Regions from separate parts of the Homo sapiens genome. Here region 2 is linked to region 1. A link is an interaction called in ENCODE POLR2A ChIA-PET data of the cell type or tissue named here. Cell type or tissue: endothelial cell of umbilical vein. All regions are shown on one strand. Links, peaks and the distances in the headings refer to the core of each region. The heading gives the core; the rest is flanking DNA. Region 1 overlaps PLEKHA1 (pleckstrin homology domain containing A1). Region 2 overlaps HTRA1 (HtrA serine peptidase 1).

The links. ChIA-PET counts read pairs that join two places held together with the same protein. Peaks named below come from ENCODE experiments on the same cell type or tissue, not always from the same donor. Only the 100,000 strongest peaks of a DNase experiment are listed, where the experiment ranks them.
Region 2: POLR2A ChIA-PET joins it to region 1 with 5 read pairs; 3 of 35 experiments call an interaction of 5 or more read pairs at or near these places.

What each region holds. Positions count from the first base shown.
Region 1 is chr10:122,418,849-122,430,046 of GRCh38, reverse strand. PLEKHA1 (pleckstrin homology domain containing A1) reads right to left here. Exons shown (of 12, transcript NM_001001974.4): 9 at 5,784-5,848; 10 at 5,088-5,151; 11 at 3,016-3,105; 12 at 1-423. The coding sequence ends at 109. Among named protein-coding and RNA genes, the nearest start is that of MIR3941, 7.5 kb to the right of the region's middle. In endothelial cell of umbilical vein, for the core only: no CTCF peak of the experiment used is centred there; no DNase peak of the experiment used is centred there.
Region 2 is chr10:122,494,580-122,512,187 of GRCh38, reverse strand. It overlaps HTRA1 (HtrA serine peptidase 1), which reads right to left. Exons shown (of 9, transcript NM_002775.5): 4 at 5,303-5,497; 5 at 4,786-4,818; 6 at 3,418-3,532; 7 at 2,035-2,092; 8 at 123-218. Among named protein-coding and RNA genes, the nearest start is that of HTRA1, 42 kb to the right of the region's middle. RefSeq lists enhancers at 7,006-7,505, 16,532-17,608. In endothelial cell of umbilical vein, for the core only: no CTCF peak of the experiment used is centred there; a DNase peak (open chromatin) is centred at 7,427; H3K27ac peaks cover 506 bases.

The DNA.
Region 1 (11,198 bases), core at 2,274-10,273:
TATAATATACGCACTAAAAACCATTTCCCCCTTTATCATCTTTGGCTAGAAGCCTCATGAAAGGAAACTGAGGACGGCAGAGGCAGGCAGGCTCCGTGCGCTTCTGCCTCACACGTCACTGACCGGAAGGCTCGCATCGTCCAAGTCTACTAGGTCACAATCTTTTTCCTGAGGGCCATTTTTACTTTGAGGTCTTAACAGAGCTTGTTCAGTCACTTTGGAAGCTGGTTCTCTTGGAGAGACAGTCTGGACCTTGAAGTTCCCTGGCTTGACCTTGGCAAGAGACTCGTAAAATCCTCGCTTCTCCATGGTAAAGGTTGAGACCAAAGAGTTGCTGCGAGAGGCTGTGGAATGTGAGGTGGCGGTGGCTGCGTTGGTAGGACGGAAAGCGTGTTTGGATTCTGAAGGACCGGGGGGATGCTCCTGCAAAAAGGAGTGGCAGTCAGACACGGTCAGTCACTCATGACCAGGTTAGTAACTCAGTGTGAGACTTGATTCTCTGAAAAACAAATAAAACACACACACACACACACACACACACACACACACACAAAGGCAGCAGCAGAAGCCATGCAGCATAAATGTGCAAGTTCTTTCCCAAAGCAACGCGTTTTTAGAGGTGAGTTTAAAGCAATGATAGCCAAAAACCATTTCCACTAGGAAACCAGTTCCGTCACCAAAGCTGAATTTGGCAGCCTATGACACTTTGAAGATTCAGCCAACCTAAACTGAAATACAGTGTTCCAGCTGCAACTGAACTGTGTTTAAAAGAGAACCTCCCAGCTGTATCATTTTATTTAAGAGTATATTCTCAGTCAACACTAGGAATTATCCCACATATTTTAGAATGAAAAAAATTAAAATATAGACTATAACAATGAAAGGCCATATTTCTTTAATAAGCACGAATCATCTTTCAAACATTATTCTGCTGATAAGACTTAGTTTTTACTTCCCTGAATTTCACTGCAACCAATAATAGCACAGTCTTTTCATTTTTTACTTAATTTTAGTTCTGAATAGGTCATATATTCATATGGCTTAATATTTTAAAGGTAACAAAGGGTACACATTTATCACATTTTAAACTGTGGTGAAATAATTAGTAGTTGAGAATGTTAATTTCAATATGCTTCTAACTAGATCAAATCTGAAAATATCCTTAAATATGACCATTCTAAATACATTGCTATATACTAGTATATTATATTCATTTATGATACCAGTGGCTTTGAAATCAAAGTGCTACAAATTACCAAAACACTACAGAGTCCTATTAGATGGCTAAATTTCAGAGATTTTTAAATGCCATGCAAACTATAGTAATGTACAGTTTATCCAATGCATATGCATGCATTAGTTTGCATATATTATTAGAACAATGGTGCATTTCGTAAGTATTGTATCTTAAAAATTTTTAAATACATAATATAAAATTGAAACTCTTGCAGCAGTTGAGTATATTAATTTTTATATGTTAATGTCTCTTTCTGTTAGTAAAGTTGTATGTTTTATTTTTTATTTTTAAATACACATATCCAACCTGATGACTACAGTGAAACAGTTTGCGTTAGTATTGACAAAATCAGTTATGATAACTGCAAAAGGCAGTTTGGTTAACTCAACTTTCTATGATCAGTTGTAAGTAGTAAGTCTGGGCCCTCCACTAAGAAGGCACGTTTGCGTGAGAGCCCACATACGTGCTGCATTCACCAGCTCTTGATGTATACCTCTGTATACAAGGGTTCGACAGCCTTCTGGCCTGCCGCATCTGGAACACAGTGCAAAGCTAAGATTAGAGTTAACCTATACTGGGTAGAGGGAGGAAAAGAGAAAGTTGTGCTGACAGTCATAGCTAGATAGTCCAATCTGCCCCCACCACAAAGCACAAAACACAAACATCCTTCTCCAACTTTTCCTCTTCCCAACAGACACTGTTTTTGCAGAGAGTCTCATACTTGACTGCTGAAAAAGTCACATAAAATACAGGCAGTTACAAAATGAACATCTATGAAAGTGACTTCTTAGATATTTCAAAAAGGATATAAAGAGAGAATGACTTAACAACTAAGAAATCAGAAACATTGATTTCTATTTATTTATCTGTAGTTATCACTACCAGAAAACTAATAAAAGGCGGTATTATAATACTATCAGAAAAAAATATTAAAAGTGTAAGTAACTAGCATATATGTCATAGTAAATCTAGATAATAAAGGCTATCATGCTACATATGAGACTACTTTCCGCAGATGGCAGTGTTACATTTTAAGATACTTTAAATTTTCAGACCTGAGATCAGTGGCCAAAGTATTCCAAATGCAAATCTAATTCTTATGTACTTGAACACAAGAAAAATCTTTTAAAAAAATATTTCTGAGCAGAATGTTTAGTTGTATTTCAATTTTATTATCATACTACCACAAAGATAATTATGGTAGTTTTCAGAAGCAGGCTGTTAAAGCAGGTTTTAAAATGAGAATTAAAACATGAAATGGAAACACTGGGAGCACTGAACTGTATTTAAGGCCCCAGCTGCTCAGTGATCTGATGGCATGGTTAAGCCAAAGGTAAAAAACAAAACAAAACCAAAAAACCTGAACTGAAATCAGAGGAAGTAAAGAGGAAATTGAGACGTTCACAAAACTGTGTAACGCTACAACTAAAAGTCTTACATGATCCTGATCACACACCATACTAAGAATCTGTCAGATTATGCCAAATCTAGAGCTACTGACAAGTAAGAACTCCTAAAACAAAGCAAGGAAATGTTTATTCTTTAGTTGCCCTACTTGTGCATTTAACACAATACAATGCACAGAAAGTTATGTATACATAATACTACAAGGAAGCATTAAATTAGAAATGCATTATTTTTTGCAAGTCCAATTGGTATAAAAGTCAACATGCAAATAAATCTCAAGAAAGAAAGAAACCGGATGGATTGGGAGAGAGGAAATTTGATAGGATGGGGGAGACGCAAGGGAGTATCACCCCAGAGAGCAGGAAACCTACAGAAGACGCAGATCTGCCGGGACCCCGCTGTGCTACAATGGCGCCAGAGACTGCTTTAATCCAACTGTGCATCTCTTCAGGGCTATCAGCCTAAAGGAAAAAAGAACTCATTCAAACAATTTTTTCTCAAAATCACCTACTTCTATACAGCCAATGTATTTATTTTGATAACTTAAAATACTGTCATCAACAAAATCACTCTAAGGCAACTGTTTCCAAAAAATTTAGAAATCATTTTTTTAAAGCCAGGTTTTGCTAGGTCTTAACTACACAGAGACATAAATTGAGCACTTCAATGTCAAGATCAGACCCATCAACAGGCGTCAATAATGAATACCTCCAGACAGAAAACAAGGAGAGGAGGAAGTCCAAGAAAAACCCTTCTTATTTCACTCTACCTACTGCTACACTGTCTGAATCTGCTACAAGAATATTTATGTAGTTGTGTAATTTTTAAAAATTCTGACATTCTTTTACATATTTTTCTGGAAATAATTTCTAGTAGTACCCTAAATCCTACAATAAGTATTGACAGATACGTCTGGCTTTCAATGTGAATTTTAAACCTTACTATGAAATTAATCCAATTAAATAAGGCCCCAATCGGGGTGCAGAGATACTGCCTCTTGTTTCTAGATTCTAGAATCCCTTACACTTCTAGAATCTAGAAATATGAAAAAGTTTAAAATGCAGAATATTTTTGAATAAGTAATATTAACAAAGACTAAAAAAAAAAAAAAATACAAGTAGCCAAAGGTAGAGTATACTTCATTCATTACTAATGGAAATACAATTCTAGAAATCAATTTGACAAAATAGAAAGGGTCATGCTCTGATAGTTAATCTCGATCTAGAAACTTACCCTAAAGAAATCAGGCAAAGTAATGCACAAAGATGTTTTTCATCATTTTATTACAGTAAATGTACAAAAACTATGCACATGAACAGAGTAACACAGACACAATACAGCAACAGAGTAATACAGACACAATTTACTGGTGGAACATCAATGGAGTATGGTGCAGTTCTAAAAGGTTTTCAGATAATTTTTAATGACATGGGAAAAAAATAACAATATATGAAACAAATAGGATATAACACTATATTTAGTATGACCCCACCTATTATAAAAATATATACCTTAAGAAAGGGAGCAAAATCATAAGAATGGTTGCCTCAATGTGGGACTGAATGTTTTATAAGCCACATTTTTCTGAAATCTTTCTATATTTTCCAAGTTTTCTGGAATAAGCATATTTAACTTCAATAAAACAAAAACAAATCATCCCTTTTTGATTTTTTTTTTTTTTTTTTTTTTGAGACAGGGTCTCTGTCACCCAGGCTGGAGTGCAGTAACACGATCTCAGCTCACTGTAACCACCTCCTGGGTTCAAGCGATTCTCGTGCCTCAGCCTCCCAAGTTGCTAGGATTACAAGCCTGCACACCACCACGGCTGGCTAATGTTTGTATTTTTAGTAGAGATGGGGTTTTGCCATGTTGCCCAGGCTGGTCTCGAACTCCTGGACTCAAGCGATGTGCCTGCCTTGGCCTCCCAAAGTGCTGGGATTACAGGTGTGAGCCAACACAGCCGGCCCAAATCTTTTTTTAAAATTTTCCATTTAAATAATTCAATGAAGTATGCAAAAAGTACAATTTAAACTTAAATACAGGATGCCTACTATTAGTGAAACTATATAAATCTACTGTCTACTTTTACTATGGGTTTTTTTAATAAGGTTACCAAAAAATGATATAATAGAAAAATCAAAATTCTAAAACATGTGCAAAAATAATCCAACTTGAAAGTACACACTTAACATCTAAATTAAAAGCATTTCCCTTTCTCTAAATACTTAGTTCTAGTTCACTAATTCATAACAAATACTCCCACTTCCTGAACATATAACCCCACCAATAACTCTATATACAGTACCCTTTTATTAAGCTGGTGAATTACAGTTGTCATATTTTTTTAACCTCAAGTGCAACAAGCTTGTTTATGTTTATTTCACCTCTAATATTATTAATTTCTTTTTAGGAGGATCTATTAATTGCCAAATAAGCATCTTACCTGCACATAGAAAGTTCGAGACGTTGTTACAATTTCAAAGAGGTTGTCCCTCATCATTATGTCGCTGTATGAAAAAAAAATCCAATTATACTTAAATAGCAGTTGTTTGAGTTTCTCTTTCATTTGTTTACCCAGTACCCAGTATGCGTCAATAAATAAATGAGGTAAAGCACTGATTTAGCAAACCCAAATTATCTTTTCCCATTTATTTTAATGTAAGATTTTACATATTTCATGTAGTTTCACTTTTAGAAAAAGTTCACAAAGCAACTTTAAAGTTCAGAGTTTTTAGTAATCAGTTTGGTGAAACACTGTCACAGCTAACACATTTTCTTGTGAAGCTCTATTCTACTGCATCTTTTAAACACTTAATACATCAATTTGTCAAATCTGATGGCCTAACCATAAGTTGTTCACATTAAATTTATTCCTTTCCATTAGTAAGCTGTTTCTGTATTTTTAGTTTTCAAAGAAACAAATAAACGATTCTTTCCTAATTTTTAGTTTTCAAATGAACAAAGTAGTTCAATACTTTACTCTGAGGGTTTTGAAAATTCTAGTGTATCTCAACTATAAAGAGTTAAAAATAACTACAATTAATATGGAAAAATGTAATCTGTAAGTACATTACTCAAACTAAGGCACTATTCTGTGTTTATAACTTGTGCCAGGCATCAAGTCAGAGCGGTTCCTTACCTTTGCTTACATTCCTGGACTTTATGAACCTCTTTAAGTGGTATTACACGAAGAGGTTCCTTTTCCTGGCAAAAAAAAAAAAAAAAAAAAAACAGTTACATGATGTTTATTCTTAAAATCCTTTCAAAGGTTAGCTGTCTTATTTGAAGACCCATGTGAAAATCACACTTCTTTTCTGAAGCACATCTCAGAAATAAATCTACCTTCTTAAACCATCCAGCATCTGAATAGCTCAAACACTATAACCTTATATACACTGTTGTTTGAAACAAGAAAAACTGCATACGGCCCTTATTCACATTATTTCTGGCCTTAAGGGCAGTGTAACTAATTAAAAGCTATTAGCCATCAGACTTTCCCCGACGGACCCACGTACCAGTATGCACAGCATCTCCTTTTCTGGAATGTCACTTTGATATACAAGGCAGCAGAGCAAGTGCACATCCTGCTTCTTTGACTTAAATTTGTGATTTTACAAATATCACTTTTATATAAATACAAAATTGAATGTTTACTAAGTGCTGAGACATCTGCTAGCTTTTAAATGTTTTATCTCACACTTTCCCCAACCCTACAACACATGTACTACTATTCATGTGCTGAAACTGCAGATTAGACATGTTAAGTATCTCACCCAAGGTTACAAAGTAGATATAAGATACAAATATAAAACTGGTTCCTAATAGCATATTTCTAGTATACATTCCATAAAATACAATATACATATTTCATTGAATATGACAGCGTGAGATTAAGACATACCATTACTTTATGTAGCACCAAAAATAAAACTAAACCATGACAGAGTGTTGTTGTTTTTTTTGTTTTTTTTTTTTTTGAGATGGAGTTTCGCTCTTGTTGCCCAGGCTAGAGTGCAATGGTACGATCTTGGCTCACTGCAACCTCCGCCTCCTGGGTTCAAGGCAATTCTCCTGCCTCAGCCTCCCAAGTAGCTGAAATTACAGGCGCCTGCCACCACGCCCAGCTAATTTTTGTACTTTTAGTAGAGATGGGGTTTTACCATGTTGGCTAGGCTGGTCTCAAACTCCTGACCTCTGGTGATCTGCCCACCTTGGCCTCCCAAAATGCTAGGATTACAGGCGTGAGCCACCACGCCCAGCTGGGAGTGCTTTTTTAAAAAAAAAAAAAAAAATCATAGATCTTTTTTAAAAAGTTTTACAAAATAGTTTAATTTTGAAATAATTTCACACTTAATAAGAGACTGAGAAAAACAGTACAAAGAATTTCTGCATAACCTACACCTTGTTTTCTAAACTGTTGATATTTTACATTTGCTTTATCATTATCTGTTTATGTTTATATATGTGTGTGACAGAGTATATGTATATATATAGATTCCTGAAATGCTTGAAGGTTAAGTTGTAAATATGATGTACCTTTACTAAACGCTTCAGTGTGTATTTCCTAAAACATGGATGTGCTCTTGCATAACCACAGTGCAATTATGAAAACTGGAAACTCAACACTGATGCAATACTATAATCTACAGACCATCTTCAGATTTCATTAATTGCCCTACCTGTATTCTTTACAGCACAAAAACCATTTTCTGATCCAGAGTTAAATCCAGGATCATACCATGTATGTAGCTGTCATGTCGCCTTTAACTGTGGAATAGTTCTTCATTCGTTTTTCAGAGTTTAAAGAAGTGCAGGCCAGTTATTTTTGTAGAACACCTCCCAGTCTGGGTTTGCCTGTTATTCGTGCTGAGATTCAGTTTATACACTTTTGACAGGAAGCCACAGACATGACACTGTTCTTCTCAGTGGACCACTATTAGGAGGTACACACCCGATGGTGGCTTGTCCTGTCACTGGTGTGTTAACCCTGATCTGTTGCTTAAGGTCATGTTTGCCAGTAGCTGTAAAATTACTTTTTCCCTTTGTCACTGTTAAGTATCTTGTGGGGAGATACCTGGAACCTATAGTAATACCAGGTTTCCCATCATAATTTTGCAACTAGTTTTATCAAACCCTGAAAACTCCTGCCTGAAACCATTACTAGTGGCTGCCAAATGGTGATTTTTCTAACCCCATCAATCCATCTACATATATTAAATAGAATTTTACTCTAAGGAAATATTTTTCCTTCTCCATTTATTTATTTATGACTCATTTTTATTCTATGGGTTATATTCCATTACTATCATTACTTATTTTGTTGTTTAAATTGTCTGCATTTTGGTCAGCTCCTTCAAGGTAATTTCTGTGTCCTTTTGACATGTTCCATTCATTCTCTGAGCCACTTCCTTATCCTCTGGCACAACTTCACTTTCTGAGCTCAGCTTGTACTTTATCTGCCCCAGCTCTGAAATCAGTCACATCACCAAGGGTTCCTGATTCCTTTTGTTTACAGAATGGCATTTACAGTTGCTTTTGGGCAGGGTGGGTGGGGATTTGCCAATCTCTTAACTCAGCCACAACCTTCTCATGACAGATGAGAATATTTCATTGCAGTTTTAATTTGCATTTCTCTAATTATCAGTGATGCTGAATTTTTTTAAATATTTTAAGACCTATTTTAATTTTTAAATGAATTGCCTATTCATGTCTTTTGTTCATTTGCCTACCAGGTATTTTCCCCTCCATTTTCTCTCTTTTTTTAATCTTTGAAACAAACACGAATTTATACAAGGATTGAAAATACAGCATAAAGAACTGATTTTCCTGAACCATTTCAGAGTGAGTTGCTGACCTGTCCCACACTACCCCTGAATACTTTTCCTACATTCTCTTACATAATCACAATACAATCATCAGAATCAGAAAACTGTGCCCAAAATGTCTTTTATTAGAGCAAAAGAATTCAGTTCAGAAGCACGAATACCATCTGCTTGTCAAATATTTTCTTTCCCTCAGTCTGGAACAGTTCCTCATTATTCCTTGACTTTCATAATCTTCACTCTATGAAGATTGCAAGGTAGTTATTTTGTAGAATGTCCCTCATTTGGGTGTGCCTCATGATGGGATTCTGATTACATACCTTGGGCAGGGATTTCACAGAAGTGATGCTGTCTTCGTCTTCCACTATCCTGTCAGGTGATTTCAATTTACCTCATTACCAATGACATTCACTTTAATCATCTGACCACCTGAGTAAAGTGGTATCTGCCAGGTTTCCTCACTGTAATGTTATTCTTTTCCCCCTTGTACAACACTTAATACCTATTTTAGTAGACAGGTACTTTGAAACTATGTAAATATTTCATTCCTCATCATACATACAGATATACATCCATTCACCAAAAAGTATTGTTTCTCTGACAAGATTTGGCTTCTATTATCCTTAATATAGTTCTTGATTTTATCAATCAGTGTGTATGTGACCATTCTCCCATCTCTGCCACCACCCCTCCCCATGTGGATGCCCTTCTCTCCCTACTCCGCGTGGGGCTAACCCCCCAAGAGGACAGCCTCCTTGTCCTGCGTGGGCTCTGACACCCACACAAAGCTACACTGGTTCCTCTTGGATGCCTATGTTGCTTTGCCTCACCTAATAAATTAGAGTCTGAGTCATTTCAGATTGATGGAAGGAAAAGAGAGCAAAGTAGGTGAGGAAAAATCCCCTCAGTTTTTAAGATTCCTTGTAAGTTTTATCTCTAATACATGTTGCAAATATTTTCACCAATTTTTCGGCTGTGCACTTAAGTCTTTTATACTTATTTTTAAAATTTTTAAATGATCTTTTAGAGATACACACTGAGATATTTACAGATGAAATGGGAGACATCTAGGATTTGCCTCAAAATATGAAGCAGGAAGTGGGTGGTGAAACAGAAGAAACAAGACAAGCTGAGCCATGTGTTAACAATTATGACATCTAGGTGATGGGTATATGCAGGTTCCATGTATTATTTCTATCTACTAAAAGGGTATGTTTACACTTTTCCATGATGAAAAGGTTTTATAAAAGAGCCCATTTACACTTTAAACATTTTTATCATATATTATTCTTGAGCATATATAAAAAAGAAAAATATAGACAAGATAAACTGGTTATAGTTTTTAAGATTTCACATTCAGATTCCAGATCTTCTGAATCACTTTTTGACTTGGAGCCACCAATGTCCATATTTTTCACTCCAAGCCATTCTTTGTGCCAAAAAGAGTGTTGGTGATGCAGTATTTAAGAATGTTTCATGGTGTCCCTGAGATTTCCTCCCAAGCTGCCAGCACCCTTTTCTGCACATGCTGATGCCGGTGTCTTCTGGATTTTACCCAAAGGTACTGTGCATATGGCAAGCAGTCAACTACAGCACAGCTGCAGCCTGGCTGCCCCTCGTCCTTAGCAACTCTAAGACATACTGCTAAGATTTCAGAAATGTTAAAACTGGGGGAGGGGGAGCTGAAACAAGAACTATTACAGAAATACTAAGTTTTGAAAACCTGTATGCTGGGCATTATTCTGTGAAATTTGAGAGGAAGAACAAAGAACTACCATAGGAGATAAACTATACTCCGTAAAATTAGGAAAACTTAAGTATAGTTATAATTACTGACCTTTAAAGGTTTTCAGCTTTATCTGCAATTTCTAAATACTAAAAATATTCCTAATTATTAAAACTACTGTTGATGATGGGGGCACACGTCAATTTCCCCACCAAAACTGAACTCCTGAAGGCCAGAGAACTTTGCTAATTATTCTCTTTTATTTTCAGTTCCCAGAACAGTGCACCAGGTTCATGGAGAGCTCAATGAATGTCTGCTGCATGAATGACTCTTCCCGGGAGTATTGGCTTTAAATAAAATCTATGAGACAACCTGCTAACCAAGCACAAGGATAGCCTCCTGAGACAACAAGGCAGGTACTTTCTGAACCAAGTAACTACTACTTCCAGTTGAGGCTCTTAAGCTTTGAGAAAGCCCCATACTAAAATGGCATTTCTTGCTATGCTATGCCATTTTTCATTCATTCAAAGACACTTATTGTCTATCAAGTGCCAGGCCCTGTGATCATAAAAGACTACAAGAGTCTTTACCCTTAAGAAGCTCATTTAATTTAGTTGCAAAGACAAGAATGCACGTGATTGCAAAACTCTGGGAAGAGCATTATGATACAAGTATGCATAGGGTACCACAGGGCATATAAAGAGAAGACACTTAACCCAGAGTCTAAAAGCTTCCCAGAAGAGCTGACTCCTGAGGTGAATCTTAAAATATCCCCTTCCTATACACTAGTGCTCTGCTGGCCAATACAGTGGCCATTGTGTGTAATGATGTAAATATAAATTAATTAAAATGAAATTAAGTCAGTTCCTCAGTCACACTAGCCACATTTCCAGCACTCAACAGCTACATGTAGCTAGTGCCCTTGGACAATACAGATACGGCACATTTCCATTTGTGCAGAAAGTTCTAATGGACAATGCTGTTCTGGTGACTTCATTCAAACAAA
Region 2 (17,608 bases), core at 3,648-11,647, 81 kb before region 1:
CACGTCTGTCAAGGATCAACATAATCATCTGAGCCAGTAGAAAAGGAACAGCGCTCCCTCTTCCTGCTACCCCCACAGGAACAACAAGAATATTGGGAAAAGAGAAAACGACTCCAACTCACGCTTCTGCTGGGGTATCAGGAATTACTTCAATTATATACGCTCCTGAGATCACGTCTGGGAAGTCCCGGTGCCGGTCCTTCAGCTCTTTGGCTTTGCTGCTCCAGAGAAAAAGCACCCGTGTTAGTGTGAAGAAACACCAGGCCTTCCTCACGCAAAACTCAGCTCTCACCAGTTCCCGTCTTCTCCTTAGGTCTAAGGTAAAATTCCTCCAGGAATTCTGATCCTATTTTAAAATTAAAATTGCCTGTCTACCAGAGTCAAAGATTTACTTGGTAACAGCAAGGAAAGTGCTTTATTATTTATTTATTTTTTTTATTTATTTTTTTTTTTTTGAGACAGAGTCTTGCTCTGTCGCCCAGGCTGGAGTGCAGTGGTACGATCTCAGTTCACTGCAACCTACATATCCCGGGTTCAAGCAATTCTCCTGCCTCAGCCACCCGAGTAGCTGGGATTACAGGTGCCTGCCACCAAGCCCGGCTAATTTTTTATATTTTTAGTAGAAACAGGGTTTCACAAATTGGCCAGGCTGGTCTCGAACTCCTGGCCTCAAGTGATCTGCCCGCCTTGGCCTCCCAAAGTGCTGGGATTACAGATGTGAGCCACCGCACCCAGCCATCATCATTGTTATTATTTCTTAATTAATAGTAGCTATTACTAAGGAGTCAGTAAAGTACAGTGGTTGGCCTGGTTTGCAGCCCTAGCTCGGCCATTTGCTAGCTGTGTGACCTCGGACAGTTGCTTAACTTCTCTGTGCCTTCATTTCCTCACCTGCAAAATGGGGATAATAACAGTACCCTACAACATGAGTTGTGAGGATCAGATGAGATCATCCCAGTAAGGCACCTGGCCCAGTACGTGTGATACATAGTGGCTGGCATCACTGTGGCTGGTGACCCCTGCCACCACTCCCTGATCTGAGCCTGGCCACACATCAGAAGCACCTGCGCTGTCATCCCTATCCTGAAGAGGAGGAAACTGAGGCACTCAGGGGTCATATCGTTCCCAAGGTCACAAGGCAGGACATATCAGAGCAGGGACAGGAACCCAGGAAGCTGGGCACCAAGGGCTTACCATCTTTCCCTACACCTCGTAGTTCCAAAGGCAAACAACTGAGGGGACACTTTAACCTTGACAAATGGCTCCATCTTCTGGAGTGCTAAGAAAGGGACCACCATTCATAACATGTATCAAAATATATTAATACTTTCACAGTGAGTGAATCATTAATTCATCATAGTAATGAACACATTAATCTATCTGTTACTATATTCTAGTCTTTACCTACTTTACCTCTGACAGTTTTAGCCATGCCAGGTGAGTCTACTACCAGGACTCATGAGATTACACCAGAATTTTTCATCCAGTTTAGAACACCAGGATGCCATGAGCCTGCCAACCACAGGCCGCAATTCCACCAGCTCGGGGAAAACAAGCACATCAGTCATTCACTTCCCTGCGCTGGACCTGCCCTGGCATTCCTGGAGCCGCGGCCCACGAGCTGCAGAGCAACGAAAGCAGAGTGCCTAGAGCTGCGGGAGGGGCTTGGGGCCCTCCTGGAATGTGGGTTTCAACAGAATGTGGGGTAAGGAAGACGTGAGCCAGAGTGAATCAACAGCCCCACCACGCACACACTGTTCAGGCCTGCCTTCAAAGAGGAGGGCAGAACCTTCTACACCGGAGGGCCTGCTGCCAGTGAAGAAAACCAGCTCAGAATGCAAAAACACAGGTTAAAACCAAACAAAGGGGCCAAGGCTAATGACCTGTCCTCTTTCCCGATGCTACTTCATTATAAGCAGAAACTGAGACGTCTTAAGGCAGCATAAGGTTTCTCTTTCAGGGGTGCCCGTGAGCACCTTCTGAAGTTCAGGTTTATTAAAATTTAAGACACAGACACGCATCCTGTTTACCCACCTGGACGTGAGTGACATCATTCGGATACCAATATACTTCTTCTTGGTGATGGCTTTTCCTGGTGAGACAACAAAGGGACAGCAGAAGGTCAGCCCAGTTGGTGGGGGTGCTGGGGACACCAGGGGCCGGGGGCCCAATCCCCCAGGTTGCAGGAAGGGCCACAGAAGGGTACACTGAGGTTGCGGCTCAAATCCTGGTCTGGACCCCTCCCCTCTGGGGGACCTTGGGAAAGTCCCATTGTTTCAATTAATGGTCAGGTACCTGGGCATGACCCTTAATTCCTCATGGCCTCATCCTGACAGCTGGCCCTTCCCCAAGCTTGCTCTACCCCCCATATATATCTGGAATGTGACCCCTCTGTCCCACCTCCACTGCCACCACCCTTGTCTGAGACCCCAGCATGTCTCATCCAGATGGCTGGGAGAGCCCCTTAACCGGTCCCCAACTTCCAGCAACCCCTCCAGCAGACTCCCCGCAGCCATCAGAGTGTCCTTTCAGTGACATCAATCAGATCATAAACTTCCCTGTTCTTAAATGTCGTTAGGATGCAACCCAGGTCCCTCACCACGGCCTGCTGTGAGCCTGCTCGCCCGGCCTTGGCCTCTTTCCACCCCGGGGAACTCCATGCTGTCACTGTGCTCCGGCCCTCAGGCCACTTCAGGGGCCTTGTGCTCACTCAACTATGCTGAGTCCTCTGTCTTTCCTTCTGGAGTGTTCCCCCCACATCCCTGCCCGCTGGTTCCTCCTCACTCAGACCTCAGCTTGGAAGGCATTTCCTGGCCACACCATCTCCACCAGCTGCCCCTCCAGTCGCTCCCTTGACGGCCACCCTGATCCGTTTTCTTGGGAGCACTAATAGTATCTTATGTGTTTGATTATTTACTGTCAGCCTTCCCATCCCCCAACAGAACATAAAAGTCACACCGGCAAAGGCCCCTGTTGAGCCCCAGGCCCCAGTTGAGCTGTCCACTGCCAAGCTCCCTGCTTGACTTAGAGCAGATGGGGCAATAAACGTTTGCAGAATGATCTCCCTGAACCGTTTTCTCATCAGCAAAATGGGACTAGTAATTCCTAACTGATAGGGCAAAAGAATTAAGTGACATACATAAAGAAAGTGAAATAATGTACACAAGTCACCTAGGATCATGCCTGGTACATATTAGACTGACTCAAGTGACATTGCCATGATCAGAGGACAAAAATGGTGAAATGTCTGTGACCTTCTGCGAGGGATTTAGTAATGTGCATTCCCGTTCACTTCTGGATCAGAGACGGCTTGGCTAGTCCTAGGGGCTGCCGCTTTTCCCTTCCCCAAGTCCCAAAGGGCAGCTGAGCTTCAGGCCCCATCTCCGGAGTCCCCAGGGCTGTGTGGGCCTTGCCTACCTTTGGCCTGTCGGTCATGGGACTCCGTGAGGAACTTTTTAATCTTATCAGATGGGATTGCAAAGGAGATTCCAGCTGTCACTTTCAAAGTGTTAATTCCAATCACTTCACCGTCCTGAAAAGCAAGAAGGACACGGCTTACTGAATCGTGAAGCTTTACCGGCAGGTACACACCCAGAGAGAATATGCCTGAAAGAAGTCCCTGAGCTATTTCAGAGATCGAAGTGGGGAGATGCAAGGAGGGGATCCCCGTGGCAGCAGGGAGAGAGGCATCAGGACACCCAGGCAGCGCGAGCCACGCGCAGCTGTGGAAGAATCGCACATACTCCAGGTCGGCACTGGGTGCTCACCTCACGGTAAGCACAGATAGTTTCAAAATGCACGATATGATTTGCTCCTGTTTCACAAGGAATACGTTTCCAAAGGCTCAAACTCCTTTAGGTGGCTGCCCACACCTTCCTGCTTCTCCCATGTCTAATGATCTTAAGATGACTCTGCTGACTTCAGGGGGAAACAACCCTAGAGCTTAGGGCTGTCATGCTTCATTACCAGCAAAGCCATCTCCACTCCATCCCCAAGTGCTGCGCGGGGAGGCAGAGGACAGAGCTGGGAGCACAGCTGCCCCTCTGCTGGGAAGAGAAAGCTGCCAAGTGCACACTTCCCAGGAGTGCTGAGATGTCAGTACCTGATGCCAAGGCACCATCTAGGAGGTGCCATCACACTGGGCCTTGCTAAAGACAGCCCCTATAAATGGCCCCAGAGCTGCCCTCTATAAATGGCCCCAGAGCTGCCCTCTATAAATGGCCCCAGAGCTGCCCTCTAGCTCTGCTGGTCTGTGTTCTAAGGCTTCACTTTTTCTGCTCAAGTATTTAAGGGAAGACTTAAGTGATATCTTTGTGGGTGGGTAACTCCTCCTCATTCCAGCCAGGCCTTAAGGGAGGATTCCTGGCCAAGAGAAAATGTGTATGAGCCCAGCCAGCTCCTTCAGCAGCCCAGGAGATTTAATTTGGAGGAGGTGCTTTCGGTGACTGGCCAGCATTTTTAGTGACCTTCACCTTACTCCTGCATTGGCCCTGAATTTCACGGTGTTTACCTGTAACTCTGAGACACAAGTGTGTTCTCTGGCATAACATTTCCAACCCTCACCTCCGGCCTGCCTTACTCTTTCCAGAAAAGATCCGTAGGGTCATTTGCAAGCACGCAGTACATTTACAGAGCCATTTTAAAGGAATTTATAATACACTTTGGCAACCTTATGTTTGAAAAGACCCCCTGCCTCAAAAACAAACAAACAACAAACAAACAAACAAAAAACAGCGTATACATAGATAAAAACAAATGACCTAACATAGGTTTAAAAGACCTTACCAGGTTTACTAACGGGCCTCCCGAGTTTCCATACTGCAATTAAACAGAAATGAAAAGGTTACAAATCGTGTCATAACATGGTTCAATCTATGTCCCTGCCTGGTCGTTTCCTGAGCACGGTGCCTAGAGTGGGGGGCACGATTCTTCTCTGAGATTCATTCCCATTAACCTAATATTTTGCCGGAAAAAAATGACCTTAACAATTTTCAGAAAGTTTTAGAGGTGCCGTAAACAGGGAGATTTTCTCTCTGAAGCCCAGAAGCCAACTGCAATCACCCTAAAGCACCCAATACAACTTCTTCCTCCTGGGAGGAGGCTGGCTGTCCACCTGCTCCGGTGTCACCGTCCCCGCCATGTGACCCCTGCCATGCTGCTGGCACTAGAATCCACATGGCTTGGTCTAGTTCCATCCCTTCACGCAGACTACAACAAAGTCAGGGGCTAAGACCTATGCTGACTCCTCTCCCCCTGGCAAAACTCTGCCCCAATCCCCACCCGCAGAGGGACAGAGGCTCACGTTGATGATGGCGTCGGTCTGGATGTAGTCCATGTCTGAGTTGCGGAGCCCCAGCTCTTTGCCGCCTCGCTGGGTGGTGCTCACGATCCCGGTGGTGACTGTGTTTTGAAGGGAAAACGGGCTTCCGATGGCGACCACGAACTCTCCCGGCCGCAGCTCTGAGGAGCGGCCAAGCAGCAGGACAGGCAGCTTGCCCTGAAACCACAATGGCTGGCGTTGCTGAGTTGGTTTAATTTAACCAAATAGGTAAAGGCACAGATATCATGGAAAACCAAGCAGGGACAGTGACGGGCTATTTGGAAACACCAGGCCCGGTGGGGAACTGAGCTCACAACTAACATCCCTTTGCTGCGGGCAGGACTGGATTTCCCTCCCACCCGTAATCCACACATTGCAAGCCGTGCGGGAGCCAGTGAACACTGAAGCCACACACACACCAAGGAAACCGTGGGGAGGTAACTGGAGGCCAAGTCGGGGTCTCATCACATCTTGAAGCTATCAGCACAGACTCACTCTGAAACCTTGAGGCCAAGAGACAGAGGAAGACAACATGAATTTAGGGTTTGGGGTGAGACTGCTGGGGATGGCCCTAGAGAACCAAGCCCCAGGGAAGGATCCCAAGCTACAGGCAGTGAAACCTGCCCCGACTCATCATGTGCACATCCGTCCTGAGGCCTGGAATATTTGGGGTGCTCTGCGGGCAGGGAACTGTACTGACTCAGGTGCACGCCTATGCTGAGTACAGGGCCACACTGGTCAGGGGCAGGGATGGAGCATGGGGACAGCAAGACCGAATAGGTAGGCTGTCTCTCCTCTCCTGAAACGGCCCTCTGTCAGCCACCTGTGCTTCCTGGTCTGGGCAGGCTAATTGGCCAACTCCAGAAGCCCTGATCTCCAGCGTCCCACAAAGGCCAGGCAAAGCCAGGAGTCTCAAACAACTCTGCACAACAAAATGGAACAGAAGCCAGCTCCAGGGTCACCCAGGCCAAGGAGCTGGGGGGAACCACAGAAGGGCCTCCCTAGCTCTATCAGGGAAGGCATCGGGGCCCTTTCCCTCTCTGCCTTCCTCGGAGCCGAGCAGACCTCCCGAGTTCCTTCAGCCTTTATTCACTTAGAACGAGCAGCTGCCCTGAACAACATGGACCAGGCCCAGAAATCAGACAGCCACCCCAGCCCTCGTGGGAACTGCAACTCCAGAGCCTCACATTCGTCTATCTCAACAAAGAAAGAGCCAGGGGACCAGTGGGGTGGGGCAGGTGGAACCCAGGGGTTACTTGAGTCATCTCCTCCACCAGGGATGGAGCAGACACTAGCTGATGAGGTGGGGTGACCACCATGCCCATTTAACAGATGAGGAAACTGAGGGTCCAAGATTCTGGGTGACTCGAGACAGAGCAGGGTTTGAAACCTGGGACTGGGATCGGAAAAACAGACTCTCTCATCCACTACACAGTGCCACGCCACACCACAAATATCCCCCAACACACACCAAATAAGGAAGGTGCTGGGTGAGAAAGCTCACGAAGGGAGAAAGGGATATGAAGACAGAGTCCAAGACCTAAAACTGACTATACGAGACTGAGGAGGAGGAAGGTCCCTCAGATCACAGATACCAAGAGGACCAGGAGAGCACTGTCCATGGTCAAGAGCACACACCTGGGGCCAGGCTGCGTGATTTAGATGAGGGCCTGAGCTTATGACCACTCAGGTCCTCAGTTTTCTCATCTGGAAAATGGGACTAACGTACAGCTACCTCAATGGTCCACTGTGAGAATGAAGCAACTTAAGATCTGAACAGCTCTTTGAATACCCGCTGGCTCCTGTAAGCACCATCTAGGTGTTGGTTTTGCTGTGAGCATCTGGGCCTGTGCAAATCCAACAGCGGGAACCACCAAACACCTTTCCACAGCCAGCCCGTGTCACCCAGCCATGGTAAAGGTCTGCCCTGACAGTGGGTGACCCTTTCCCTGTGTGGCTGCCTGAGGCTGGAGCATGCAGGGCAGCTGCGGGGAGGTGCAGGCCTGCCGCATCTCTACTCAGCCCCATGCTCACTTCCCACACTCCTCAAGCTCATCAGCATCCAGCAGCACACCAGCGAGCTCAGCGCAGTGTGTTTACTCTGGGCCTGGGCCAGCAGCCCCTGCCAGGCATGACTTCAGCACTCATGGCGTGCAGGCGGGGCAGGAGGCAGGGCTGGGATGTGCACTAGGCCACACCAGGGGAGGTCCACCAGGGACACTGCCATCCCTTCAGGCCCTGGACTGGCTGGAAGACCAGGCCTTTGAGGCCTTCAGGGCTGGGCTTGCGACAGGTAAAGGGATGGGGTGGCACAGGTTAATGGAGCGGGGTGGCCTGGCTGCCCAAGGAGATAGACAGGAGGCAGGAGGTCAAACTCAACTCAGGAAGGGGGCCCAGCAGGCGTCTGCTTCACCACACATTGAAAACCCATCAGAAAGTTACGAGGCAGGGCTTGCTGTGGGGATCCTAATTCACATCTCACTCATCCCCTATTCTTACCACCCCTTGGCGCCTCCTAGAAAGGGAGGCAGGCCCAGGCTCTATGTCTCAGGAGACCTCAGAAGGCAGAGAGACTGAAAGGCAACTCTCCTTCCAGCTCTTCTTTTCCACCGTCTGAGCTCAGGCCTAGAGGATGCGGCAAGGAGACAAACACTTTTGGAGAAGCTGTGAGGCTGGGGCGGGGGAGCCCCCAGGCAGGGATGGAGGCTGCAGGCTGCTTGCCCATAGGCGCTACTCCCCATGCTCCCGGGGAGGGCCAGGCCTCCAGGGGACGCTGCCTGCTGCCGAAAATGGGGCCCAGAGCACCCCGTGGGCAAGCCTGGCTCAGTCACACTTGGGTGACCACATGGGCTTCGACAAGATGGACACCCGTGATGCAAACCCAGGCAGTCTGCCCAGGAACCAGTCCTCACCTGAACACAGACGAGGAAATGTGGCTACGTAAGTAGCCATTTAGGCAAAGGCTGCACCAATGGGCACCACCAGTGATCATCTCGTTTAGGTTTTCATCCACTCAGACATTTCCTAGCTCATGAAGGGCAACCCTAAGACAGAAAAAAGCAAGCAGACACATGCGGCGGAGTGGGGAGGGGTCTCACATTGTAAACCCTGGATTTCTGTGAAAGGAATAAGCTTTTGCCTGGCAGGTGACAAAGTATTCTCATGGCACCATTAGGAGTTGAGCTATATTTTCCCCCCATTTTAAAGATGTGGATACTGAGGCTTACAGATGATGGGCAGCCTGGCTAAACAAGAGAACAAGCTTCCCAGCTGTCAGACCCACACGCCCAGTACATGTTCATCCAGAATTCCAATCACAGGCAGAAATCTTTGCAAGGGAATGATGTCTGGCAGAGATGTTGACCAGGCCAGATTTATGGTGGTCCATGAGGTCAAGCTGCCTTTTGGGGGTCACGGCCCCAGCTCCCCACAGGAGCCACTGGCTGCAGGAGCATCGGGCACCTCAGCTCATTCCAAAGCCAGATGGGGCCTGTTCTCAGCCGTGAGCCTCACCTCGAGTCTGTCTACTCAGCAGCTATACCTCTGCTGGCCAAATTCCTACTCGGTAATTGAGCATTTAATTCCATAGCTGTCTAGACATCAGCTCCATGGGGGAATGTGGAAGAGATGCAGCACAGATATGGCTGGAAGTGCACAGCCACAGGCGCCGTGAAGCCCCGCGGGGCCCACGCACTCTGAGTCCAAGGCCTCTGCACTGCTGTCCCCAGGCTGGTTCCCGCGCCACCCACAGCAAAGCACCTCTGAGTCTCCCTTTAAAGCGGCACCGGCCACAGGCCGTCTTGAAGGTGGCAGCTCCTCTCCTTGGCCACTTCACCATCTCCCTGGAGCCCCACAGTAAGCCTAGAAGTAAACAGGGCAAACATCTGTCCCCCACTGACGGATGAAAAGGCCAGAGGGAAGAGGAGAAGAAAGAGGGCACGCGAGTCCCACTCCTCATGCCAGATCCTCACACTGCTGGGGGGAAAAGAAAATGCAAGTGTGGGCATGACTGCAGTGACGGGGCAAAAACAACCCATGCCTGCTCTCATAGAGCCCAGGCGGAGATCTCAGGTCCCCCTAAAAGATCTTGTAGCTCAAGTTTGGTGCAAAACCTTTGGGGACGACAGTCTTTCTGCAGTGAGCCCAGCACAGGCCAGTTCTCACAATCTCAGGAGCAGGAAGCCTGGGAGGCCAGAAGAAGAGAGGGGGCATCTAGAAGAAAAACGCCCACTGGCCCCCAGCCTGCAGGGACTCACAATGCTAAATAGTGTCCTCTTAACAGAGCCAGAAGTCTCTCAACAGAGGGACTTTAGGAAGACACAAATCCTCTAATGTCCTAGACGGCCATCCAGGTAGATGTAGAAACAGATCCAGTGAGGGTGTCAGAGTCCTGGCCATGGGCTCCAGGTCTCCCCACCATATCTATGTAAATTGCAAAGTCCTAGCCATAGGCAGGATGCTGACCAGGTAGTGGGAGTAATGCTAACACCTTGGAAGAGGCGGCCCACAGCATGATTAAAGATGGCTCTTAGTGTTCATGCATATTACAACCAACAGACAACAACAAGCAGCATCGTTTCACAAAACATTGCCTCCGTGAAAGAGAACTCTCTCAACAACCATTCAGTGAGTGTCTCCTATGAGCTTGGTGCAGGGAACATATGATTAAGAAAATCTGCCCTTGCCCTCTCGGCTTTTGTCTCATGGGCAGAGACACAAACAAGCCACCAGGACACAGAGCAGTAAGAAAACACAAAGTCCACCTCCCTCACCATGGGCAGCTCAGCCCAGAGTCTTCCATAAGGGCCAAACACAGACCAGCACTAAAAATAGTTTGTGTGTATCAATTAGGGTGTTTTCAACTGCAAGTGACAAAAAAAAAAAAAAAAAAAAAAAAAAAAAAAAACTCCAAATGGAGTATGTAGAGTAGATATCTGTCCAAGGGCTGGGTGGTACCAGGCTGATAACTCAAAGGCTCACAGACAGCATCAAGAACAAGGCTCCTTCCTTCCCTCCATCCAATCAACCTCAGCCTGTTCTCACAGCCACAAGACGGCCACCACCATTCCAGACATCACATCAAGACGTGACTGTGTCCATGACCATGCTGTGGAAGCATCTCTCCAGAAAAGCAAAGTCCCAAAAGCGCCCTGGCACCCTCCTCCTCGTAGGTCATCGGCAGTATCCAATCAAGCAGCGACCTCAGCACTCGTTGGAGGAGGGAACGTGGCTCCCCTGACTGCATTGGACCCTGCGAATTTGCCTGAGTCAGGAATGCGGTGGGGTCAGGGTTGGAACTAAAACAAACCCAGGGCTCTGCCAGCAGGGAAGGAAGTTGGAGGGTGGGCAACCATGAGTGTCATCCAAAGCCTGGGGAATATGGTTCATTTTAAGAGAGGATCCCAATACAAGCACCTAACAATGTTTAGAAAAGACTCTACAAGTCCATACTCCCTCATGCACATTTTTGTTTGTTTGTTTGCTTGTTTGTTTGTTTGTTTGGCAGGGTGGAGCAGGAGATGTCTGCTAATCTGCTTAAAAGGAAAGCAATGGTCACAGCAGTTCCATGGTGGTGACAGGCAGGTTCAGGTGATGGGAGCAGAATCTGGGCAAGGCAGGGAAATCACTCCCACGGCGCGTGTCCGGCATCTTCCCAGAGCTTCTCCCGCTCTGCCAGGTATGCAGCCTTCACGACCCACCACCCTGTGGATGGGCAGGATGGCTTCATAGCCGTTCTGCTGATGAGGGGACTGCAGGTCCCACAGCAGGTGGGGGTGGTACCGGGACTGGGACCCTCCCTGACCCCAACCTCCACTCCAGGTGTTCTTCTCACCAGCCTGCTCCCCACCTCCCAGATGCTCAGGGCACACAGAGGTCAGCGGGGAAACAGCTGCCCTTGTGCCCCGGATCACTCCACAGGGACAGGGGACCAGAGAGGGTATAACACAGAGCAGGGCAAAGGGGAAGTTTAGGAAGAACCCAAGCAGGGGCCCACCACGGGAAGGGAGGGGAGGTCTGTGCACGCAGCCTCGGTTTTGGGGGCACTATGTGTGGTGTGAGTTCCATAACTGAACCACAGATGAACCATAACTGCTGGAACTCCCCCAGGGCAGAAAAGTTGGGCCTGTGCTGAATGAGGCCCCCAGGTTGACAGCGCGCCTCAGGCTCATTCTCCAAGATCAACCAAGGTGGGGCAGAAGTGAAAACTTAGGCAAAACACCTATGTGTATATGCATACATGCACACACACGCACACACATTACCCCCTCAGGCTCCACGTATGCTGAGAGAACACTGTCCCAGACAGTAGGACATCTGGGCTGGGTCTTGGTCCTATATGAACTCAGTCTACAACCTTGAACCACTTGATTAGCTTCTCTGGATTGCGGTTTTAGCACCTCTAAAATTAGGGAGTTGAGCCCAGTGATCTCCAATGGTCATCTCAGCTCTGACAATTAGCTATTCTTTACGGAAAACCTGGTTGCTTTCCAAAAAATCCATTAGCAGACAATAGTTAAATGTAAGTAAGATCCAAACAGGCAACAGGGTCCCCAATAAATCCCCTTTTTCATACAACTCCCCAATGGGGTCAGATGATCCCCGCAAACTTATACTGCTGCAAGAGGAGGGGGCGTTCCTAGAATTCTCCAGATGCTGGCTTGGCCAGTAATCTTTCATAGAGGACTGTGAAAAGCAATGACCCATCGGTATTTCAGCTTCCTTCCATTCAGGGTTCTGCCTAGTAGCACTTGAGTGCTCATTCAATCTCATTCCCTGAAGCTTGGAGAAAAGAAAAATAAAAAAAAACCAATAACATCAAAACCAAAGAAAAAGTTGGCAACTCTTTTTCAACCTAATAAGCCAAGTCAATTACTTCTTTCTCTCCTTTGAAAATTACTAAGTGCTCTTGAGTTACAAAAATATTGTTGTTGCTGAATCTGCAGAATCCACTGCATCATTTCTGGAGGCTGGGACTTCTAGGCTGGTCCTGTGTTGGTTCAAGTTTGCTTCAAAGGCTAACATTGCAGCAACTGGCTGGGACTCAACTGAGTGATTCAATGTGCCTTCTGGAAACAGTTATGCTAACCTTTCATTTTCTTTAAAAAATATGCAATGGACAAAATAGCACATCCTCCATACCCAGCAAGAAACAGTGCTATAGAACTTGCATGTCTCCTAAGGAAAATCAAACCAGGCCGCAGAAGGGTTGTTTACGGGGGATGTCAGCATCCAAAGACTTGCTTGAGGGAGTGCGCCAAGCTGGGTAAGGAGGGAAGTGAGCACATGGGCAGGGGAGGAACTGTGAAAAAGGGCGGGTCAGCGGACTGTGGACTCAGATGAACCAAAGATTTGCTGACTTGAGCTACTAGGGGGCAGGACCAGCTACAAAATTAGCAGAGCCCAGTGCAAAATAAAAATGCAGGCTCCTTGTTCATAAAGCATACAGAAAGCACTGTTAAAGGTACTAAAATAGAAAGCTTTTTCCTTTCTTCCACATGCTGTCTCTCTCGACCTATCACAATGTTTTTGATTTGCTAGTTATTACTGTGGTTATTTATGGGACAGTGAGCGCAGACACTGGAGGCCTCACGACTTGGCATTGTGCCCACCAGCCCCTGGACCTCTGATTGTGCCCTGGCTAGGGGTGGGGAAGTCGAGCCAAGCATCTTCCCTAGGGTCCCACTCCTCCAACACATGGATAATGGATGACCCCAAGGACACTGCCGCTTCTGTGTCGGGTGCATTAGGTACCTGGATCAGGGTGGGAGTGGCTTGACCCTGCCCAGTAGCCCACAGAACAACCACGGTATCATCAGCCTGATCCCTGCACCACCAAGATGTTAAGCGGTGCCCAAGCTGGAACCTAGAACTGCCCTGTGCCTACATCCTTTCCAGGGATAGAGGGTAGCAATGACCCCTGCATAGAGACAGGGAAGGGAAGGTCAGATGGGGCTGGAGTTCTCAGGGGACCAGGGACTGGGGAGGCAGCAGGAGGAATCCAGCCTGAGCTAAAGCCCCAAGTTCCCTGAGCATGCTCCATTAGCTCATAGGGCTTTATTCACAAAAATACAAATTCAAAGATAAAATTAAAACAGCGAGCTCAGGGCACAGGGCCTGTGAGTACACGGGTCACATGCTCATGCAGCTGGCTGTTCCAGCTTCTCCAGACAGGGAGGTGGTGGACCAGGAATTCTCCAGATGCTGGCTTGGCCAGTAATCTTTCACAGAGGACTGTGAAAAGCAATGGCCCATTGATATTTCAGCTTCCATTCAGGGTTCTGAACAGCTTCAGAACCCTTCCGTTCAGGGTTCCATTCAGCTTCCGTTCAGGGTTCAGAACGGACAAGGCTGGGAGGTGGTGGACCAAGAGTGAGAAGCTTGGGATTTAGATTAGAGAAGGTGAAGGTTATCAGTGATCACAAAGTCAAGGGTGGTCGCAGTGAGCAGAAGAGCCAGGGCAGGAAGGATCTGCCAGATGGGCACTGAGATCACCGACATATACAGACTGAGAAGAACGGTGTGACCAAGTTGCCATCATGTTTCTCCAACTGACATGTGATTACTACTGTCTAGGGAGGGGAGTAGAGAAGGTAGAATGGACAGGAGGGCAGCAGGGTAGAAGGGGTTCAGGTGGGAGAGATCAGATAAATGGGGAGATGAAGGGAGAAAAAAGGAAAAAGAGAAGGAGAAGGAGAACAGAGGACAGTGTGCAAAAACAGAGAAAGAGAGAGCACACAAATGAAAAAAATGAAAAGACTTTCCTCCTCGGTGTTTATGAACACCATCAAAATATTTAGTCTCCTTTACACTATATCAGATGTTTGCCATTTCCAATATTCCCTTACTCTTCAGTGTTTAAACCACAAAATGTCAACAGTGCCACATGGGGGCCCGACAGCTAATGACTGTATATATTCGGGGCATCCAGAGGAGGAATAATATTGTCTTGGTCAAGTCTAACTTGCGTCTCCTCCATACATCAGCGCCTTTGATGCATCCCCTTTCATCCACCAACTTCAGAGTGGCTGATGCTGCTACAACAGCATGTGGCCATGGCAGATGCTCCAGAAATATTTACAAAATCAATGAATAAGTAAATAAATGAAAGAATGAACCAGCCAGGTCTTAAAACATCCATTGGGATATTAAAATTAGGTAATAACTGGGGTTAGCCAAGGCCTGGCATTTGGGTCTGGGTAACTGACTGGGTAACGGATGCAGCCTGCTTTTCAGCTGTCTATAGGCTATAAAGCTCAGGGCTCAGGGAGGCAAAGGGAACAGCTTGTATCTCCCGGCTGTCATGGTGGACAGGGGCTCAGTCCTACTCTATTTGGTGGGCCCAGCGAACAGCACACAGCAGCCTTTCAGCATCTGCTGAACTGCCCTGAAGGCACTCTGGCTCCTCATTACCCATAACCACATAGAGCTTCTTTGAGCCCCAAATGCAGGGAAGTTGCCCAGGATGTAGCATTCTTTTCAGATTTATTTTAAAATGTTTAAAACATGTATAACCTCTTCTATATAAGAATAATTTGATATGGTCAATGAACAAAGGGCCTTTTATAATAAGTTAATTAAATATATATTTATGACATAAAATGGGAACACAGGGAAGGCCAGTGGTTTCTGTGAGCTGCCTGGTAGATAAAGCAAAGAAGGAAATACCATGAGTCACATGTTCCCATTATCAGATTCTGGTGCTTTGTTTAACCAAAGGAACTGTTAATTCGCATGTTTATTAGGATAATTAGTCCTCAATTCACCAGAAGGTCTTATTTCTCTCTTGCCACAGAAAGAGATCTGGATGGCTTTAGGAAACCAGCTACGGAACTGCATCAATGCTGCTATGATTGAGAGGTGATCGTATCATTGTGAATCTTTGTGCTTTCAGACTCTTGGGAGACTGACTACTTAAGACACTGGAGCTTTCCAGAGTATGAGTAGGAACCCCAAAGAACCAGAACCAACAAGAAATGAGACAACACACAGAGAAACTAGCTAACCAGAAACTTGTTCTGGAGGGTTCTAATAAACTCACGAGGAAATGACAGTTTGCAATTAGTCCAAGATCCAGGATCTGCAGGCTGAGCAGAAGTGGGAAATTAAGCAACTCCACCTGCAACTCTTGTCACCCAACTTGTTTCCTTGGCTGGCTCTCACTGTCCTTTCCATCTCAGCTTAGATGTCACCCCCTCAGATAAGATTCCCTGCCTACACTATCTGCTGTCTTTGCAGCCTGATACCTTCTACCCCTTCACTTGTTTGCTTCGTGCACTGTACTTATCGCCATATTTACTTTACATCACCCATTTCCCACACTAGATCTTAAGCCCCATGGCTTTGCCCACTATTGCTGCATCCTCAGCACCTAAGAAGTATTTGGCCAAGACAGATGTTCAACACACATTTATAAAATCAGGGAATTAACAAGGAATCACTAAAAGAATGAACAAACTAGACCTCGAAAGATCCATTAGGATCTCAAAATTGGATAATTGCCAAATAGCTTGGAATTCTGACAAAGTCCTTTCTACCAATGTCACAGAGAAATAGACAAAAATAAGGCCTCCCTCTGCTATTGTGACAAGATCAAAGCTTCATCTCTGCAAAAAAAAAAAAAAAAAAAAAAAAAAAAAAAGAACCCACAATCTCTGGCAAACGAAAGGGCAAACAAAATCAGCTTCTCTTCCTGCTCGCCGCGGCCACCTAGTGCTTCACCTCGCTTGGTTCTTATAAGCATTCCTGCCTCCAGCCACTTTCAGCTCCTCGAGGACAAGGTGTTAATTGCCTGCCACTGGGGCTGGGAATTTTTTTCCTGTAAAGGGCCAGGAAGCAAATATTTTTGGCTTCACGGGCCACGTGGTCTTCATCACAACTATTTAACTCTGCTGGTGTAGACTGAATGCAGCCATACACTCTACCTAAATAAGTGAGCATGACCATGTCCCAATAAAACTTTATTTACAACAACAGAGGGCCAGCTTTGGACTACTGGCTGTAGTTGGCCAACCCTGGACTCTGATACTCTGTCACACACTTGATAAACTGTCAAATGGAAGCAATTTGTATTCCCCCCTCAATGAAGAGGACAGGAGACATTCCTAAACAAATCCAGTCCCAACAACTTGGGAACTGCTTTGTCAGACCCATAAATAATAGTCTTAATCCAATTCCCTGAAAAGAGAGTGCCAGAGTGAAAAAAGGCATTACCATATTAAGAGAAAAATATAGCCAAAGAATTTCCTTGACAATCAACTAAGTTCTTGAATCCGGGCCAGAGAACACACAGGGGATCCAGTTCTGAGAGTTTGGGGAACTGAAACGTTTCCCAAGCCAGAAGGAGCTGCAATCAAGAGCTTAGGAGCCACGTCCCCACCCGCCTCTGGACAAAGCCTGGCACAAAATAAAAGCCAGCTTCTACTTCACTGTCTGGCTTCACATTCCCTCATGAAATATTGATTCCCGTCCCCCTAAAAATGGTAAAAATCAATACAGTAATAGAAGCCTCATAACGTCAACACCGTCTGTGGCATCATTAGCAAATGCAATGGTAGCCCTCAGAGTTCTCGGAGAAAAAGAAGAGACCACAAAATGCCCAGTACAGAAGGCGTTGGGGGAAAGAATCCAAAATGGAAAAACACAGAAACAAGAGGGGAGCTGGGGCAGTGCGATGTGCATTCCAGGCTCCCAGGCGCTTCCTTCATGAGGATGAGTGACAGATGACTCCAGAAGAGGGCAGCGGGTGAGCCCAGGCCCTGTGTTCTCTGATTCGCTTTTGGACGAGCTCAGGCCACTGAGTCAGCGCATCTGACCATCCGGTTGCCTGAGGAGAACCGGCGTGAGTCATGGCAAGCACCACCCCAGTCCACTCCCCGCCACTGCCATGTCCCGGGGGGCTGCCTGAACCCCCTCACTCAGCTGACTCAGGGAAGATTCACCATGCGCAGGGCCAAGTTCTGGTGGCCTGGAGAAGAGTGGCCTGCTCAGCAGCTCCCGGGACATGTAAAAGGCCCCAGGCCCCTCACCCGCAGTGACCCCCGTCTGAACTTGATGAGGATCAGGGGTGTCGGCCTTCCTTCTCACTGCACCAGCCAGCTCAGCAGTAAGAGGACCCTCTGCAAACACAGCGGCCCCAGCGCCCAGAGGGCTCCCTCTGTGGCCACTTCAAACAGGTCTGTGGGTGCCATCTGGCCCAAAGGTGGCCGTGGGGTTGGGGGGGTGGCGCAGGCCTACAGGGGAGGGAGGAAAACCACCTCACAAGCCTCAACAAGGCCGTTTCCAAATATT